Regions from separate parts of the Mus musculus genome. Here region 1 is linked to region 2. The links are chromatin loops, found by intact Hi-C in ENCODE. Cell type or tissue: left cerebral cortex. All regions are shown on one strand. Links, peaks and the distances in the headings refer to the core of each region. The heading gives the core; the rest is flanking DNA.

The links. Peaks named below come from ENCODE experiments on the same cell type or tissue, not always from the same donor. Only the 100,000 strongest peaks of a DNase experiment are listed, where the experiment ranks them.
Region 1: it touches region 2 in a loop (5-fold over the local background); 8 of 42 quality-filtered maps call a loop at or near these places.

Annotation. Positions count from the first base shown.
Region 1 is chr15:10,865,182-10,871,698 of GRCm38, reverse strand. No RefSeq gene overlaps it. Among named protein-coding and RNA genes, the nearest start is that of Gm19276, 39 kb to the right of the region's middle. In left cerebral cortex, for the core only: a CTCF peak has its summit at 2,701 (motif pointing left); DNase peaks (open chromatin) are centred at 2,723, 3,163, 3,405 and 4,762; H3K27ac peaks cover 802 bases.
Region 2 is chr15:10,814,459-10,820,975 of GRCm38, reverse strand. No RefSeq gene overlaps it. Among named protein-coding and RNA genes, the nearest start is that of Gm19276, 11 kb to the left of the region's middle. In left cerebral cortex, for the core only: a CTCF peak has its summit at 2,668; DNase peaks (open chromatin) are centred at 2,481 and 4,427; H3K27ac peaks cover 1,988 bases.

The DNA.
Region 1 (6,517 bases), core at 436-5,435, 51 kb before region 2:
TCTCACATGTAATGTCCCACAGAATCTGCTGTCCTCCTGGGGAGGGAACTACGAAGCGTACGAAGCTGCAGCTGTTTATTTGGAGATCTGAGTGTTTGGAGGTGCATTTTGGGAAAGTAGGGAAGCTTTTTTGGTCCATAGCAGATTCTCTCTCTCTCTCTCTCTCTCTCTCTCTCTCTTTTTGTGTGTGTGTGTGTGTGTGTGTGTGTGTGTGTGTGTGTGTGTGTGTGTGTTCTAGCTCACCCTTAGCCTGAAGACTCCTGGAGGACATCTCTCCACAGATGCCTGTGACACTGGCCACAACCCGTCCAGATGGCTGTCCCAAGTTTCAATGCTTAGCAACTGGCTGCAGAAACCATTTTAGCTGCCATATAATGGTGAAAGGCTCCCAATTTCATATTACAGCATCCTGAAATGAGTAACTCGGCCCCAGCATCCTCAAACAAGAAACTCTCCAAAGAAAGAGCTTACATATAAGCATTAATAATTTATAAGCATATTGATTACAGACTTGCTACGGCTGACTCCCAAGTACCACTGAAGTGACATCATCCTGGAAGCCACTTGCTTGTGGAGTGGCTGCTTTCTTGTATATGTCAATATTTCCATGGGAAGGCATTAGGAACTGGTCTTCTTAACTGGATCCTCACTATCCACCAAACATTCACTTTGCCTAGGAACCGTTGAGTCAGAGGGCAGTTAGCACCTTGATGACATAGCATTCACCTTTCTCTGTGGCCTTCACTCCAATGTTCTTTCTTCTTTATCAGGAACTTGTTTTGATATTTTATCCTCTTTCTCTGCCTAGTCTTAAGTCCCAGTTAATATAAGTAATGAATCGTCCATTTCAAACTCTTTGAACTTGTATCATGTATACAGTTGGCTTATCACTTTACATGATTAAAGTGTATGGGAATATATATATATCACTTATATATATTCCCATACACTTTAATCATGTATGATTTAGTCATGTATACTCATGATGTCTAGATTGTCGCATGTATATTAAACTTGGGTAATATTCAAATCACCTATATATGTATATACGTACATATATATTTAAATTTAAAAATTTAAAACTAACAATATATATTTATATATATTTTGAAAGACACGGAGTGAAAGATCATGTATCTATATGTTGACAGTAACTTTTCAGTATTAGAAACGCTTCATTTGCTTATTTCTCTTCATTTTCTTGTATGCTTCCCAAGTTTCCAACAATACTCAAGTATTGTTTTTATAGCCATAGAGAACCAGAGTGCGTGATTTGGGGATGATAATAGGAAAGCATTGTGTGTGTGTGTGTGTGTGTGTGTGTGTGTGTGTGTGTGTGTGTGAGAGAGAGAGAGAGAGAGAGAGAGAGAGAGAGAGAGAGAGTGTCTTAGAACTGGTAACTGAAATGACCCTTAACTAATTTTCCACCTAATGGACACTAACATGATTGATGTCACCTAAACATTCACTTCTCATTAACAGAGCAGGGAATCCTGGACAAATCCTATCAGAGCCCGAGGAATCAATCAGGATTATCTGCAAACACTTAATCCCATGCACATCCTGTTTCCGGGACTTCCCAGGCGCAGGCATTGTGAGCCTTCCAGGCAGCTCCTGGGGGCCCTGGAGCAGCACTTGTGACGAAAGCTACCACAATGAAGGGCTGCTGACGTCAGGATTGGAGACGTCCCAGATTTCCTCCCCAGCAGTCAAGAGTCAAGGCGTTGGAGATCTTGACCGTGAACCGCCGCAGGCGGGAGAAACCACAGTACAGTACGGTTAAGTTGGTGTTGCCGATAAAGAGACAGAATAAATAATGTTTAGTGTGAGTGCATCTCAAACATTGCCCAGGATTCACTTATACTAAAGGATTAGTTATCATTTCTCTGATGTTCGAATTTAACTGAACTTTCTTACTGTGCTTTTAGTTGTTGGATATGGTAAAATGGAGAGCCTTCGCTGTCCCCTTCTGATTGGTTCGCTTTACTTATTAAACGCAGCTTTCCTGTGACCACTTATGTTTTATAAATACATGTGCCAGACCATTCTGATCACGTTGCTGCTCTAAGTAAGCCTGGCAGGTAATAAACAAGGAGGGACTAATGCAGAAACTTGGACTGGGCTGGCTGTGGGAGGGAGAGCCTCCAGTATTCTCCCTGGACACTGAAAGCAGTAAAGAGCTCTCGTGGTGATTGACAGGACCATTTCTTGACCGTTAGCTGGCCTGGTTGTTGTACAAAGAAGGTGGTGGTGATAGCAGGCAGTGAGCTCACTACCCTGCCCAGACTGGAGCTGTTGTTCCTCTGAGTACGAAACTGTCCGGGGGCGAGAGAATTGGGCAACGAGAAAGAAACCGCGTGTGAGGTCGAGCTTGGGTCATGGCCTTGCTTCCCACAAGGCACCTCTTGTCTCTAGACTGGGGAAGAACTGATGCAAGGCAGTCTGAGACTGAGAGCCGTCTATCACTGCAGGTGAAGTAAACAGCTAGCCAGCTGGCAGAGTTTGAGGGTCTGACCCAGCACCCTCCACTACCAGCAATGTCTCCCAATCCCAGTCTTTGGTCTCACACCTTGGGGACATCAGGTCATCTGGACTAGATCCTTCCAAACAAGTACATGAGAAAAGACTCTTTACCTGACAGTTTCTTTATGGATCCTGTCTGCCCCCTTCTGGCCTCTGCAAGCACTGAATGTATCTACTGCACAGACCTGCTGACAAAACCCCACACATATAAAATAAAACCAAAGACTCAACCTAGCAATCTATTTAGTTACTGTGAAGAAGCAGATGCTGTGCGGTTCTGGTGTGCGTTCCCTCTCGGTCTGCAGCTCCCTCTCCCCACCTCAGCCCGAAGAGCTTTCAGAGAAGCCAGGAGAGTGTTATGGGTTGGATGACATCATTCTGAAATCCTCCCCTCCCCCACCCCCATACTTCAGAATGTGACCTCAGCTGGATATAGGTTGTTGTAGATTATTAAGTTAAGATGAAGTCATTAGTGCAGATCTTGATTAAGTACATGTGCGTGGCTGAACCTTTATGCAAGTCAGAAAGTTGGACACAGAGGCAGACGCACAGAGGGAGACTGCGATGTGGAAATGCAGGCAAGAAACAGGGCGATACATTTTCAGGAGAGGGAATGTCAGTGAATTACAAAGGATCACTAGGAGCTGGAAGGAGGAATGAGTCCTGTCTGGGAGCCCTTGCACTTCAGGTCCCACAGTTTAACACAGTACAGTTCCCTTCTTTTGTCAGAGTAGCCCAGGAAACATACATATCACCTTGACCACATCGTTCTTCTCTTTGCTTAACGTTCATAGAGGCATAAAGAACAAAAATGGCTGGAGGGTGAAGAGGAGAGAAGTGGGCGTGGGTGTCTCACAGCAACCTCAGAACTCCGAGCCTCCGACTGCTGTTGGGCCAGAGCCCAGAACTTAAGAATTTCCCAAAGTGAAGAAGGATTTGGGGCTGCCAGGGACTGGTCCTTCGGAATCAGCCCATGATCCAACAGAACTGACTGGCTCTGACTTCCCACATAGTTCAGTGCCTTTCTTTGCTGCGTCCCCATTGTTTCTCCTAGAGATGGGGTAGGTCTTTGGCCTCTCTAACACCTCAGGATTCAATCTTCTCCCATCTCTAGTTTTAAAGGCTTCTAGCTTCCGTTTCCTGTTTTACTGGCCCCGCCCTGGTTTTGCTGTTAGCACTCATGTGTTGACACAGAACCCTCATGGGGACCCTGGCCCAACTTCTTTCTCTTTTTACGTGTCTGTGTTTACAATATGTGCCCGTGTGTATGTGCTTGTGCATAGGTAGAGTTGTAAAGGCCTGAACTTGCCCTCGCGTGTGCTCCATAGGTTGTGCTCCATAGGGTTCCGTTTTGCGGAGGCACGATCTCTCGCTGAACTTGGAACTCTATTTCTAAGTAGTCGTCTAACTAGTCTAACTAGTCGTCTAACTAGTCTAGCTAGCTAGCTTGTTCCAAAGATCCCCATTGTCTGATTCTCAAGCACTAGGATAATAGGCAGCCTCCACACCCACCTGGATTTTATGTGTTCTGAGGATCTCCATCTTGCCCCACTGAGCCATTTCCTCCAGCCCCAGCCTTACCCCATGTAAGTCCCCAATAACAGAGCAAGGATGTGAGAGGCTGTGTGGGAATCATGGGCGAGAGCAGAAGGCAGGGTGTAGAGAAAAATTACTTGGCTCAAATCAAAATAACAGGAGCAATTATTCATGCCTTGGATTTCCTAGGCACTTTTGTATATAACTCCTTTAAATACCATATCCTCCCAGAAGAAGACTGTTAAGGCAGATACCATTGGGTGGGGGGTGGGTGGGGTGGGGAGTTGTTCTATTGTTTTTGAACATCTTCATGTTACAGCTGAAAAAACTGAGGTTCACAGAGTTTTCAGAACCTGACTTAAATCACACAGTTAAAGAGGAAGGAAGACAGTAAGTATCTGACTTTCGGTTGTCTGGTTTAGTATTTGGTTTAGTAGTTCAGGACATCAGTCTAGAGCCTTGAAGCCACTAGGCCAGCATTCTAGCCCTGACCTGCTCCATCAACCCATGTGTCTGTTTTCAAACACAAGTTGTTTGTGACCTTCAAGGCTCTTCCCCCTCCCTCCTGCTCGCCCTGCAGCTCAGCACTCAGAAAGGAATATGCAGCAGCGGCTGGGCCAACATGATGTAAGCAGAAACAGACCAAAACAGTCACTGACTTGGCTCTCCTTTCTTGTCAAGTACAAACTGGCCCAATACCACACGCCAATAACAAAAGCACCTTGCGTGCATGTAACACTTCACAGTTGCCAGCGTTCTTGTAAGCATTTTCAAGTGGTTCTCACAAATAATCCTATGTGGGATGCAGACAGAGCATGGTAATCTTTGTTTTATAAATGAAACAACCAGACAACTGTTTACTAGATCTTTGGCAGGACACCACAGTTAAAAGTAGAATCCAGATCCAATGCCTCAAGTCCTTCTTCCCTACTTCTGGGAAGTAAGGCTAGACCAGAGGAGGCAAATACTTGATACACAAAATTTGGCCTATCATCCTCAACATAGTTCCCCAGGCAGCCATTATTAGCCTGAACAAGGCAACCGAGCAGCTCCAAGCAGAAGCAGTTCTCACGGCAGCCTCAGAGACCTTATCCCTGTCCTTAGAGACATGAATCCCTGTCCTTAAAAACCTAATTTGAGACCTCAGAAAAATCTTCATACATATCCCAGGACAGTAAGTCTTACTGATTAATCTTTAAACACAACAATAACAATAGCTAGCCTGTGAACACAAATCCCAGAGGTAAGCAAGACGAGAGAGCAGTGGAAACTGGTGATGGTGTGGCTATTGCTTCCTCCACTGCCACACCCTGGTGGTACTGGAAGAGTCTAAGGATCTCAACTCGACTCAAACATCCACATTGTTGTGAGGCTACATTGTCAAGGGAAGAACATACATCGCTGAGCAGTTATCGCTTGAGCTGTGGTTTTTCATTCTCGAACTATACAATAAGCAGGCCTTTGTCTACCGTTGTGTTCCCCGTTCTGCACTTGACAGGAGCAGAGCTGGGGAAACCCAGGTTTCTCTGCCTGTGCTGTGTTTGCTGTTTTGCTGTGAGCAGGCTGCCTGTGAATGCATTTGTTGTTCTGGGTGAAGAGAAAACAAGTCCCATTCTCCTATCATGGATGTCATATCATGAGTATCGTATCATCAACATCATATCATCAATATCCTATCAGAGCATGCTCTCTTCATTCATCTTAGTAGCTCCAGTGCAGAAGGTTCTGGAGTGGTCAGGTACAATGGCAGTGTAGTAGCCTCCTGTCCGTGGCCTTGGCAGAGGTCTCCTGGGTCAGCTTCCGAGTTTGGAGGGCAGCCGTCCTAATGTAGAAGAGGTGGCTCCTTTGGTGGTCTAGTTCTCTAGTTCTTTCAGGGACATAGGAGAGTGTGCCTGAAAACTTGAGTCTGAATCTGCTTCTAAAAGCAGATAAACCCTAATCTAAATCCCTAATACAGAAAGCAGCTAGGCGAACTCCGTCAGTTCTATTATTGAGAAAGCAGCCCAGGCTGAGTCCTAGAGCCGTCTTGTTTGACTGAATTGACTGAATTTGTTTGAATTCACTTCTCCCTATGTTTTTCTCAGCTTCTGTCCTGTCCCTGGTTTCAGCCTCTTGGCTATGGACTGAGTTGTGTCCCCATTAAAATCCATATATAGAAACTGTAACTTACAATGAGACAATACTTAGAGATGAAACATTTGAAAGGTAATTAGATGAAGGTGAGGATGTCAAGTGACTGGGAGCCTCGAGATAAGATTGGTGCTCTTACAAGATGAGACAGGAAACTCCTCTCCACCCATGTCAGGATGTAAGGATGTTTACGAGGCAGGAAGGGACTGACACCCTGCCCTTCCTTGACTACAGGACTGTGAGAAAGGAATCTTGCTTGTCTAAGCCATCTCCATCTCTGCCCCTTGCTATAGCAGCGCAACCTGCCAAGGCATGTTCTGATCCTTCC
Region 2 (6,517 bases), core at 767-5,766:
ACTAATTCCCAGAATCCGCTCTCTCCTTGCTAGTCTCCCACCTCCTATTTCCTGCCTCAGATCATTGGCCATAGGCTGTTTTATTGACGGGTGATGCTTATAAGAGCTTCTCTCTATGGATGGCAAGATGACCTAATTTGAAGGCTGGGGAATTAACTGTTTCAATACATCTTTAGAATTGTGAGAGAATAAGTTCTGAACCAGCAAATCTGTGGTAAGCTGTTGTGGCAGCCAAAAGGCACTAATCCCATGGGGAAAGAGAGACTATAATACACTTGATGGAATTTAAAGCATGGACCCAGGGTGGATTTTTACTTTATATTATATAAACTTTCCTGGAGTGGTTATGAGCACAGTCTGAGAACTCCCCCAGAGGTGGAGAATACACGTTCATGTTATCTGAGGACAGTATAAAAGAACTAAGGATTTTTTTTCCTCTCCTACCTTGCCAAGTTTTGCTCAGTTAATAGACCGCTTTCACTTGTTCCAATGAGCAGTTCGCAACAGTGTCAGTACCACTCTGTGTCACTGCTGTCTTCTTTCTATGCGATTGCTATCCATTTATTTTGAATAGGTTTGGCCCCATAGATTCATGTATTTGAGTGCTTGGCCATAGGGAGTGGCACTATTAGGTATGGCCTTATTGGAGGAGGTGTGCCTTTGTTGAAGGAAGTGCATCACTGTGTAGGCAGCCTTCGAGATGCCACATGCTCAGGCTCCACCCATTCTGGAATCTGAGCCTCCTCCTGATACCCTGCCTATACAATCTCTTTCTGGCTGCCTTCAGATCAAGATATAGTCCTCTCAGCAATTTCTCCAGCTCTACATCTGCCTGAAGGCTGCCATGCTTCCTACCATGATGATAATGGCCTGAATATCTGAACCTATAAGCCAGCCCCAATTAAATGTTTTCTTTTATAAGAGTTGTCTTGGTCATGGTATCTCTTCACAGCAATGAGATCCTAAGACACCATTACTCCATCAGATAGATCACTACGAAGTAGACCTGACCCAAAGTAAAAGTAGTATTTTTGAGCATAGGTCTTAGACTGGATTGTCAGTGTGGGAATCCAGGCCCAATTTTCACCACATATGTCTTTACTATGATTAACTTTCTCTGTGTTATACATTCTGCATTCTTAGAGCTCAAGTCACATAATAGGAGGGAACCTCAGTTGAGAAAATGTCTCCCTAAGATTGGCTCTTAGGCAAATCCGTATGGCATTTTCACAATTCGTAATTGGTGTGGGAGGGCCCAGCACACTATGGGCAGGGTGACCCTGGGGAATTCCTGGGTTGTATTATACAACAAACAGTGTGAGTCACAGAGAACTAACCAATAAGCAGCATTTCTCCCCGGCCTCTGCTTCAGTTTCTTCCTCCTGACATCCTTCCATGATGAACTATAAACTGTTTTTTTTTTTTTTTAAGGCCCTTTCCTTCCCAAGCTACTTTTGATTGTGATATTATCATACCAATAGGAAGCAAGCCAGCACAGACCCCACCTCACAGCGCTGTATTATGACACATGGTGAACAGCATGGAATTGAGATGATGGAGTCATCAAGTAGTTTTTGGCTGTATCCAAACCCACAAAAACTGGGGGGAGGGGGTAATTAAACCCTGGCCATGCACAGCCTCTCCCTAGACCACCCATGAAAGCTTTTGAGACCCTACCTACTCCACTCAATGTCAAACCCGGACAGCAGTAGCCTTTCCTTTCTACACCACAATAGAAGCTCATCCTTAGAAAAACATGGAGGAACTACTAAGATTATCCTTCCATCACTCTGCTCAAATAAAACAAAACCTGTCTGCCTACCCCTCCAAGGAGCCATCCTGTGAGGGAGGGAGAGGATGTGCAAATAGTGACATTCCCTGAGAGAGCTAGAAACTGACCCTCTAAGGGATGTGAATGTGAGATTTCATGCCAATGCCACCACTCCAGAGGCATGAATCCACAGTTCAGAAGGGAGGAGAATTCCAACAATTCCCAGAAGGAGTAATACAGGGCTGTCTAACAACTGCATTCAGCCAAGAGGAGATGGGGAGGGGGGAGGGCATGAGGGCTGGCAGTAGGCAACAAAGCCATCCTGAAGTCCACATCCTGGCCACAAAGCATCCCATCTAGTCAAAACAAAACTTGATTCAAATTTCTTCTTTCCCAGAGGATGTTGGACCTGGGTGTGTCATGCCACTGTATCTGACGCACTTCTTTTGTCTAAAAACCACCAGATTTCTAAAATCCTGCCTGACTTTTACCTGGACAAGTTTGGATAATGCATGGGTGTTTCCTTCTAACAATGTCCCCTCTCCCAAGCCACATCCGCCTCTTTGGGTGCTCCATTGCAGCCCAGTGTGGGCAATCTGTGCAAAGTCTACGTTTCTCCTCTTCCTGCTGAGGTCTGCTTCAGAGCCTGCCGGACTGGGTGGAGTGTATGAGTAACCATGGAACCAGCTGCTCGCTGCAGGCTTCTCATCCTTCCCTGGATAGAGTCTGTCCTTTAGAGTGTTTAGCCTCAAGGACCGCATCAGAAGCCAGAAGGGTTCCCCTGGAGGAAATGGAAGTGTTTTTCATGGCTGCCTGCCACAGTGTGCAGCAGGAAAAGGGAGGGGTTCTCTTTGGCAACACGCTGGTGGCCGCCCAGCCAGCCCCTTCAGGACCTGTGTTCTCATTTCCCAACTGCAGGGTGTGTTGGCTGCTGGCTGCTTATAGATGAGTCCCTCTTCAGGAATTGCCTCCTGCCAAAGGCTACACCCTTTCCTCTAATATCTTCTCTATAAAGAGAGACCCATGTAGGGCACAAAGCTTCGTCAACTTTACCTCAGCAGGGTCAACTCTGCAGTGCCTTCCCAGCTCCAGAGCAGAGGCCCTGATGCAGCCGCTTCCTTTCTTACCTTCTCCCATTGCCCAGTCAGTCTCTTAGCTTCTCTCCCAGGACTTGTTCCCAAAGCACTTGAGTGAAAAGTTTAGCCTTGGTGTCTATTTCTTCATCTCTAGCCTGTACCAGCATACGCAGGCCAGACAAAGTAGGATGAATCTATTCTACTTGCAACACCAGAAGGAATTTTTACTCCCCAATGAGGTCCTAGCTCCCTGAAAAGGATTGAGCATCCTGGTGGCAACTGAAGAAAAAAGTTAAACTCAGAGTTTGATGGAGTTAGCATGCATCTGGTTACAATGACAATTAGCACATCCAGTAGCTCAAGAAATAAAGCTCTTGGGACTGAGGTTAAGTCTCTCTGCAGGTAATGTGCTTTTTGTAGACACATGAGAATATGAGTTGCAGTCCCCAACACCCATATAAAAGCTGGATGTGTTAACACATGCTTGTAGTCCTAGGACTTATAGAAAAGACAGGAGAATCACAGGGGTTTGGTGGTCAGCCAGCTTAGCCAGTCAGTGAGCTACAGGTTTATCCAGAGACCCTGTCTCCAAAAATAAAGTAAGGAATATTTAAAGTACTGATATGAACCCCTGACCTTCCATAGGTGTACACACACACACACACACACACACACACACACAAAAATAATAAATATTTTTAATAGAATACATCTAATCAAGTAATGGTTAGTCAGATCTGATGACGGCCCCAGTGTCGAGCCCAGATGGATGTAGACTGCATGGTGGTATGTTGGCTGTGTTACCTTTACGTGGTTATAGTTTTCTCATTGTACACAGAATTGTTTGAAAGCAACTAAGAAACAGGAAACAGGATGCCCTTTCTGCCTTCCTTCTGTCAGGAAGCAAAATCTTCACAAATTACTTCAAACTGACTTGCCTACTTCTTATTGGCCATAGCTGACCACATAGTGGTCACTAAAGCAGTGAATGGAAAAGGGAATTTGAATGACATACTTGACTAAGGTGGGCTTCCCCAAGGCCTGCTCACCAGCTAAGATGGAGCCAGGACCTTCTTCCTGTCTGTGCAGCTGACTAAGAGGCTATGACTGACAACGCATATTCTTAAAGTTGGTTTCACATAAACTCTGCACCTTTCCAATATCAAACTTCCATGTTTGACTGAAACAGTTTCCAATGAACTATTGGGAAATTTATTCTTTAAAAATATTTTACTTTTGTGTGTGTGGGTGTTTTGCCTGCGTGTGTGTCTGTGTGCAGTGCCCTTGGAGGATGTTGGAGCTCCTAGACCTGAGTTGCAGCCAGTTGTTAAAAGCCAGGTGAGCAGTCTGTCTCCTTGGCTTTTTGAAGCTAAGGGTCCTTAACTTGCGCCTGCAATGTTTCATTTCCTTTGATTTGACCTATTGTTCTAACAAAAGGTCTTTGGAGAATGACCCGGCCATCCAAAAAATTCAGTGCTTCTCTCTTAACAAAGCTCTAGAAAGTGCCATGAAGAATATTCTATAAATGTCAGACAGTGACATTTATATATGACTCATGTCTGCCGCTGCCAGGAATTCCAGAGAATCTCATACTGCATTAAGACTTTCAAACTCGTGACCAAAGTGGCTGCTTTGTCTACATCTTCCTCTCTGTCTTCCAAGAAAAAAACCTTTTTGATACTGGTGAGGAATTTGAAGAAAATGGCCCTCCAGGAATTTGAGCATGATAGGATGACCATATTTCCAGGTACCCAGAGACTGACTTGTCAGTGCTGCCTCCCTACTTGTTCCTATGGTCCTCTGTGGAAGGTTTTGTGGCCAGTGACTCAGTCACCAAGTCCACACACTGTCCAGCTCACCTCAGTGGCCTTCACTGTGAAACAGACTGAGTCATGATAGTACGCCCAATTATTTGGAGCCAGTGAATGCTAATGAATGTGAGCAGAAAAGATCCTTGCAGATGTGATTAAAGACACTGAAACAGAATATGACCCTGTATCATCCGAGTGGACACTGAAGAAGGAAGACTACGGGGATTCCCATAACTACAGAAGCAGAGAATGGAGTGAGCCACCCAAGAACCAAGAAATACTGGCAGGTGAAGGTGAGGGAGCAAACTACAAATTCTCCCTCCACATGATCTTAGCCAAAAGGCTGAGAAGCAGTGGATGTTGGTGTCTTCTTGATTATGCTCCACTTTTTCCTGAGGTAGGGTCTCTTGTTTGAATTCAGAGTTCACCAATTTGCTTGGACTAGCTAGTTAGCTCGCTTCTCTAGTGCCCTGTTCTGGGATTCAAGATGGTAAACCATGTACGACAGGAATGGGATCTGACCTCTGGTCCTTGTATTAGTATCAGACTTTCCTCTGTGAACCTTCTCCTCAGCCTTCATGTTTATCTGTGCTGCAGTCTATTGGGGTTCCCCTTACACCCCCACTTTTTAGGTAGCCTTATTTTGCTTCTGCCTTTGTCTTCTTCATATCGTTCTTGTCAGTATTCTCATGTCCCCAAAGTCTGCCAGCCAACTATCCATAACGTCACTGCTTTCACTGAGAACTGCCAGACATGAATTCCTTCCAGTAGCTTCCGCTCTACCTGCCAGATGGGAACATTGACTATGTCTGGAAAGATAACCAACCATCCCAACCATCCATGGTATGATTCCATGTAACCTATGTAAAGAGTACTAGCTGGGATTTGTTTAGAATGTAATATATGTGTGTGCATACAATACAGTAAGGGGGAAAAAGAAAGAAAGAGATGTACCTTACTGGACTATGGAGTGAGCCTAGGACATCCCACATGCTGGGCAATTGCCCTGCTATAGAGCCTACTCACAGCCATCTCTCCTTTCTGGTTTTGAGACAATCTCATTAACTAGCTAGGCAAGTCTTGATCTCAGAATCCTCTGGCAGCTTCCATAGTACCTGGGTTTTCAATTCTATATCTCTAAAACTGATTTCTAGGCCTTTTTTTTTCCCAGTAAGAAATTCAGAAGCCCCTGGCTTCTTCCACAGCCTAACACCTAACTACTAATGCTTCCCTGAGTGACCATTTGACTTGAAATTCTACCCTAAAGCATTAAGCAATTTGAAAGTATACTCCTCTGCTGTTCCATGACTCAGTCAGTTGCTGGAGGTGCGGTTGTCGTCTCTCCATGCCCTAACAATTAAAGCAAGGCCAGAGGAAGTGCAGGGTCCCCCGCCCCCACAGCCTGACTGCAAGATGAGTGGATGTAGAGTGTGCAGCCCGCAGTCCTCTGGGACCAGCTTTACTTACCAAGAGATAATGGCCGCTGAGATGCTCAGTCCTCTTAATCTCAGTGGGTTGGTTTTGTAGTCAGTCTAATCAGAGAAAAAGGAAATGAGCTAATGCAACACCACCACCCCCAAAGCCCCCGATTCTTAGGGTTTGGCGTCATCCCTGCAATTCTTTCCTTGACCTCACCGGAAAGCAGCAGAGAAAGAAACACAGCGCCTTGGGTTCCCGGGGATGCCGTAGCAAAGGACCACAGACATGGCAGCTTAGGCAAACAGAAATTGAGTCTCTTATACTTCTAGGGCATCAGCCAAGATGTCAGCCTGGCTGGGTCCCTCTGGGAACCTGAGGGAGAATCACCCCCACAGTCTCTTTCTGTGCTGGTGGTTTCCTGGCAACCCTCAGCTTTCCTG